Regions from separate parts of the Homo sapiens genome. Here region 1 is linked to region 2. A link is a loop called in an ENCODE intact Hi-C map of the cell type or tissue named here. Cell type or tissue: mammary epithelial cell. All regions are shown on one strand. Each heading gives the region's core, and the rest is flanking DNA. Links, peaks and the distances in the headings are about the cores only. Region 1 overlaps MALRD1 (MAM and LDL receptor class A domain containing 1). Region 2 overlaps MALRD1 (MAM and LDL receptor class A domain containing 1).

What was found. Hi-C counts contacts between places; a loop is a spot of excess contacts. Peaks named below come from ENCODE experiments on the same cell type or tissue, not always from the same donor. Only the 100,000 strongest peaks of a DNase experiment are listed, where the experiment ranks them.
Region 1: it touches region 2 in a loop (11-fold over the local background); 2 of 110 quality-filtered maps call a loop at or near these places.

Annotation. Positions count from the first base shown.
Region 1 is chr10:19,590,858-19,593,785 of GRCh38, reverse strand. All of the region lies in intron 33 of MALRD1 (MAM and LDL receptor class A domain containing 1), which reads right to left. Among named protein-coding and RNA genes, the nearest start is that of MALRD1-AS1, 140 kb to the left of the region's middle. In mammary epithelial cell, for the core only: no CTCF peak of the experiment used is centred there; a DNase peak (open chromatin) is centred at 1,305.
Region 2 is chr10:19,541,044-19,543,971 of GRCh38, reverse strand. The region is part of intron 32 of MALRD1 (MAM and LDL receptor class A domain containing 1); the gene reads right to left. Among named protein-coding and RNA genes, the nearest start is that of MALRD1-AS1, 190 kb to the left of the region's middle. In mammary epithelial cell, for the core only: no CTCF peak of the experiment used is centred there; no DNase peak of the experiment used is centred there.

The DNA.
Region 1 (2,928 bases), core at 247-2,746, 50 kb before region 2:
CTTTTGTTACATGAAACGTTTCTGCAGCAAAGGTTTGGGTCTACATTAAGTCAAACTTAAAGCAGAGGCTGACTGTTGAGTGTTGACTATCTCATGTTTCTAAAGGTCAGAGAATGTATGTGAACATATAGAACGGAACTAATTGGTGATTAGTGGGATGCTTCTTACACTTTGTATTGTCTCTGTGCTAGTTAACGAGGGACTCATCAATATATTAAGGGAAAATATAGAGCCAAGTAGCAATGGAGGCCAGTACAGGAATGGTTTGTTTTCTTGACATTTTAAACTACTTTTATTTATGGGTTGTATGAGAATAATTTGTGTTATATGTAAAGATGATATAGCAAATTCATTTAAAAAATGAGATGTGAAAGTCCCTCTCCCTCCTCACTAAACCAATAGTGAAGATGTATCTAGAAGGTATTTAGACTCTGACCCTATGACCAAAGCCATGTATCTGAGATATATGTGGCTGTGCTTAGGGAGCCTATGTTTGTAGAAATAAGTATATTTAAGTAGGAGAGAGATAAATGTATGACTTGGAGACATCGCTATCATGTTTTAATCTAACTGCCTGAGATCACAGCAGCATATAAAATTGCAATGTTCCAATGTACAAATTATAAATTCAAACCTTGAAAGCAAATTGGATTTAAATCTTTATACTTTTATATGTAGCTCTTCTGGTACTGGACCATGGTCAAATAAATAGTTTCTCTGTAATCTTTCCATTAGATTAATCTCACACTTAAAGTACAGAAATTCTTTTTTTTTTTTTTTAAGTATTTTATGCATAAAACTTTCATCTTTATGAGCTCACCAAAGGTTGAAAAGATTTAGCAAATTCTTTGCATATAACGAGAATCTAGAACCAACTTTAGTAATACATCTATGACTTAGCTAAGTATTAACCTTTTCTTTTTAAAAAATGAGGAAAATAATGTTCTCTATTCAAAAACAAAGACTTTTATGTTTCCCAGTTCCTATTCAGAATGGTGTGTGTGTGTGTGTGTGTGTGCGTGCGTGTGTGTGTGTGTGTGTGTGTGTGTGTGTGTGTCTTTATATTTTTCCTTATAGTGGATATGCAAAAATAAAATTTTCTCCTTTCGGAGGTAGGCATTGCATTAAAAGCAGAAATTTTTTTTACTGAATGGCACTCAGAACTCACTTGTTCTAGGCCCTTCTTTTCAAGGTCGCCATTGGGCTTGTCCTGCGTATAACAGATACTGGCTTGTACTGCCCAGCTTTCTCCATCCACATCAAGGTGTTCATTCCCCCAGCTCCTGGGAGGTTGCCAGATGACAGCTCATGGTTGAGTCAGGCCCCAGGAATTGCCCTCCAGAGTTACACCTCCTCCTGGGAACAGCTCCATTCATTGACTGGTGAGTTGGAGATAAGATGGCCCAGGCCCTATGCCTCAATGTAGGGCATCTACGAAGAGCCATGGCAGCTCCAGAGCTCCCCGTGGTATCGGCTGAGCCTCTTATTGCACCTGCATCACAGCTAAACCCCACCTGCCACCAGGCAGATGTCCAGTTCTGTTTCCTCCCCTCCTTTGCAGGGATGTTCCTGAGAGAATTTCTAAGAAATCTCTGATTTGGAGTCTGCCTTAAAGTCAGCTTCCCAGGGAACCTGACTTATAACACTCCCCAAACATAAAAATGAATCTAGTTTAAATTAAATCTCCTCTGAATTGCCCCTCAGATTTTCTAATGAAATATTTCTGATGTAGGGTGAACATGACTTTGCTTCCTACAGAGAGTCTAGGTAGTCTCTTAGCCAAGAGGCAGTCCTTCATTCACTCCGTATTTCTTTTATCTCTTGTTTTAACCTAATGAAAATTCTGTATTCTACTATAAATCTATACTTTTTGATATAAGTGGTTTCCTTTCAGTAATCAAATAAAACTAATACTCCTGGAAGATGTACTATCTTTATCTTTTGACTTGGATGCAAGTTGCCACATATATGCTTCAAGAAGTGTGGCCGGATGGGCATAGCGGCTCATGCCTGTAATCCCAACAGTTTGGGAGGCTGAGGTGGGCAGATCATCTGAGGTGAGGAGTTCAAGACCAGCCTGGTCAACACGGTGAATCCCTGTCTTTTCTAAAAATACAAAAATTAGCCTGCGTGGTGGCACACGCCCGTAATCCCAGCAACTCAGTAGGCTAAGGCAAGATTATCGCTTGAACCGAGGAGGCGAAGGTTGCAGTGAGCCAAGATAGTGCAACTGCACTCCAGCCTGGACAACAAGAGCAAAACTTGGTCAAAAAAAAAAAAAAAAAAAACTAAAATAAAAGGAAGGAAGGAAAGAAAGAAGTAAGTGTGGCCACCGTTAAGAAAGTTAATGTTAATGGATTTATTCTTGGGTTTCACCCATGGATTTACCTAATTATCATAGGAGGATCGCAAATTTCAAGTGTGTTGGAATCAACCATAAAGTTTATCTCATTTTGCAGTTTGCAGTTGATTTATTCTTTAGATATTGGAGCTGATAATAATATACAATTCCTTTAACTCTGTAAAATAAGAACAACATTCATTGTTCTCTTTTTAATACTCTGAAAAACCTCAGCACTACCTTAAATGTAGGTTACTAAGTGAAAGAAGCCAATGTGAAAAGGCTACATGCTGTCTGATTTTGACTATATGACATTCTAGAAAAGGCAAAATTATGGAGACAGGAAAAGTATCTGCCAGGAATTATGGGGTGGGAGGTAGGGCAAGGAGGAATGAATAGGTAGAGCACAGGAGATTTTTAGGGCGGTGAAACTAACTGTATGTGTCATATTATAATGGTGGATACATGTCATTATATGTTTGTCAAAGTTCACAGAACTTTCAACACAAAGAGTGAAACTTAATGTATACTATGGACTTTGGGTGACAACAATGTGCCAAAGTAGGCTCATCTCACTGATTGTAACA
Region 2 (2,928 bases), core at 324-2,823:
TGGAATAATAAAAATAAAGATAAGATATATATTGATTTAACAAGAAGAAGGTGAGGAGAAATTAACGTTAAGTAGAGAGTTTATTTGGGCCAGGCTTGAGGATGGAAACCCAGGAGCATAGACTCCAGTTGCCCTGAATATACACTTCATTTAGCAGCATTTACAAGTTGATTTGTAAAGGCAAAAACAGGGATAGGGAGTAAGTTGATACAAAGTTGTTTGCCAAGAATTCTCCATTGGTTTGCAGAAATAACGTGGATTAGTGATTGGCTATGCATTGTTAAGCTACAGAGTTTGGGTTACAGTGTCTGGTGTGGCATTATTAGGTTAATTTATAGATGGTTGGGACAATCACAAGCAGTTTGAAGAGATAACTACATAACTCAAAAAGCGGAGTAAGCCTAGTATGGTGGCTCAGACCTGTAATCTCAGCACTTTGGGATTCTGAGGCAGGAGGACAGCATGAGTCCAGCAGTTGGAGACCAGCCTAGGAAACACAGTGAGACCCCATTTCTCTCTCAAAAAAAAAAAAAAAAAAGAAATCAGCTGGGCATGATTTTTACATCTGTAGTCCCAGCTACTTGAGAGGCTGAGGCCAGAGAATTGCTTGAGCCTGGGAAGCCAAGGCTGCAGTGAGCTGTGATTGCACCACTATACTCCAGCCTGACTGACAGTACAAGGCCCTGTCTCAAAAAAAGATAAATAAAACAAAAACGAAAAATCAGCTGGGCATGATTTTTACATCTGTAGTCCCAGCTACTTGAGAGGCTGAGGCCAGAGAATTGCTTGAGCCTGGGAAGGCAAGGCTGCAGTGAGCTGTGAAAAATCCAGGGGAGTAGGGTGTGATTGCTGTCTCAGTTTAATGTCTCCCTGGATGTAATAATTAATAGTACTCTTGCAGGGCTCAGATAAAAGTTCCTTTATTTTCTTATATGAATCCAACAAAAAATGAAGACAGTAGAACATCCATATTATTAACAAATAATACAGGATTTCCATGGAAACTACAAAGAGGGCTATTTACTGTTGATAAAAGTTGTAATTCCCCAAACAGACATAACTGTCTTGAATCTTTAGGCATTCAACAACATAACTTCAACACATAAAAATCTAAGACAGGTAAAACAAAAAGACAAATAGACACTTTTATAATTGTACTGGAGGCTTTTAAAATACCTTTTTCCTACATGGACAAATTAAGCCAAAAACAATAAGGATAGAGAAGATTATGGTTTCTCTCTGTATTTCTAACATCTATTTATCTACCTATCTTTGTATCCAACTGAGAAGCTATCATTCTTTCACACATTTCAAGAAAATTTACATCTATATATATAAATTTAACATGTGATAGTGGAGGCATGTCCAATCCACAGGAGAGGACAAAGAATTATATCAATGATATTGGAACTACTATACTGCAATTTGGAAAAAAAACATCAGGAGATTCTAACCTCTCACGACTCATAAACAAAAATGAATTATAACTAGATTAAGTAGTTAAAACTAGAAATCAGGATTATATAATTATTAAAACTATAAATTATATAATTATTAAAACAAATGAAAATATTTTGTTATTTTATGACAGAAAATGGCTTTCTAAATGAGGCATTAAACCCAGACTCTGTAAGGAAAATAAAGATGGGTGGCTTTCATGAAATAAAAATGTAAAAGAAAAGTTACTTGAGCTTCAAGTATATTAAATGGTTTTTATAAAGAAATAATATTCAGCTTCAGACCGAGACTTCCAAGTGAAGCTGATTTAGGTTCTTTCTCAAGGTGACTTTGCACCTAGTCTGTTTGTAGTCAGGTGTAAGAAAGACCTTCTTTTGCAAATTCCCATGCCTCTGTCTTAAAACTGTGACTTGATTTTAATTTTTAGTTGCATAACTCTTCAAGTTGAGTTTACTTTTATTTTTCTACTTTTATTATATTGTGAAAAGAAAGTCTATTTTGAAGGTCATATTAGATTAGCTCTTTCTCTTGAGTGTCGACCTTTTCATTTTGTGCAAAGGACCTTCCCATCCTGCCTAATTTATATTTTAATAGCAAACTTAATACCAGTGTTTTTTGCCATCCTATGGTTTATATTTTCTATTATTCACAATGGAAGATACATAGCACATTTTAGCAAGGTTTACTCTGGCGCAGCTCTCAAAGTGTCTCATTGCTATCAAGACCTATTCACCCATCTTTGCTAAAGTGTTAATATGAGCCAGTGATTCTTATTATGTGATAGATTATGTTTGTATGCTTGACACACTCCTAAGTGTACCTTGTCGCAGGATCCTAAGTGTCTCTGGCACACCAGACCAAACCTTGCCTTTTTCTGTTATTCAGTAAAACATATTAGATTAAAATATAAGACATTGATACCATAGAAGGAGAAACTTGAATCTATTCTTACAAAGAGAAAAAAAATACTTTGCTTCATTTTAACTACTGCTATAACACATTACTCGTGTCATATTGTACAAATGATTTCAATGTGCCAGGATGAGTGACACATTAAGAGCTATTGCCCTAGAATATTACTTTTCATGTTTCTGCTGAAAATAGTAAGACATGCTCAGATTTAAGGTATAATCTAGGTTTTATAAATTTGTTAAATATGCTTAAAAACTTCTACACACATCTCCCTACGTTTTATGCATGGGGATAATTGCATATGTCTCTTAAATACTATCTAATATTTTTCTCCAAAGCTACCATTGATAAGCAGTTTAACACCACTTGTAAAAACAATGGCCATGAAGTTCAGCATAAACAGAAATGAAAGAGAACCGGTTAGTCTAGAAAATTAGTTAAAATATACTTTGAAAATGAATAAATTTAGAGACAGAATACTGATAGTGCCACTCAATAACTTTCATAATAAGATTGCATTTTTACAATGTCAATAATAAAAGAAATACAATAAAAAGG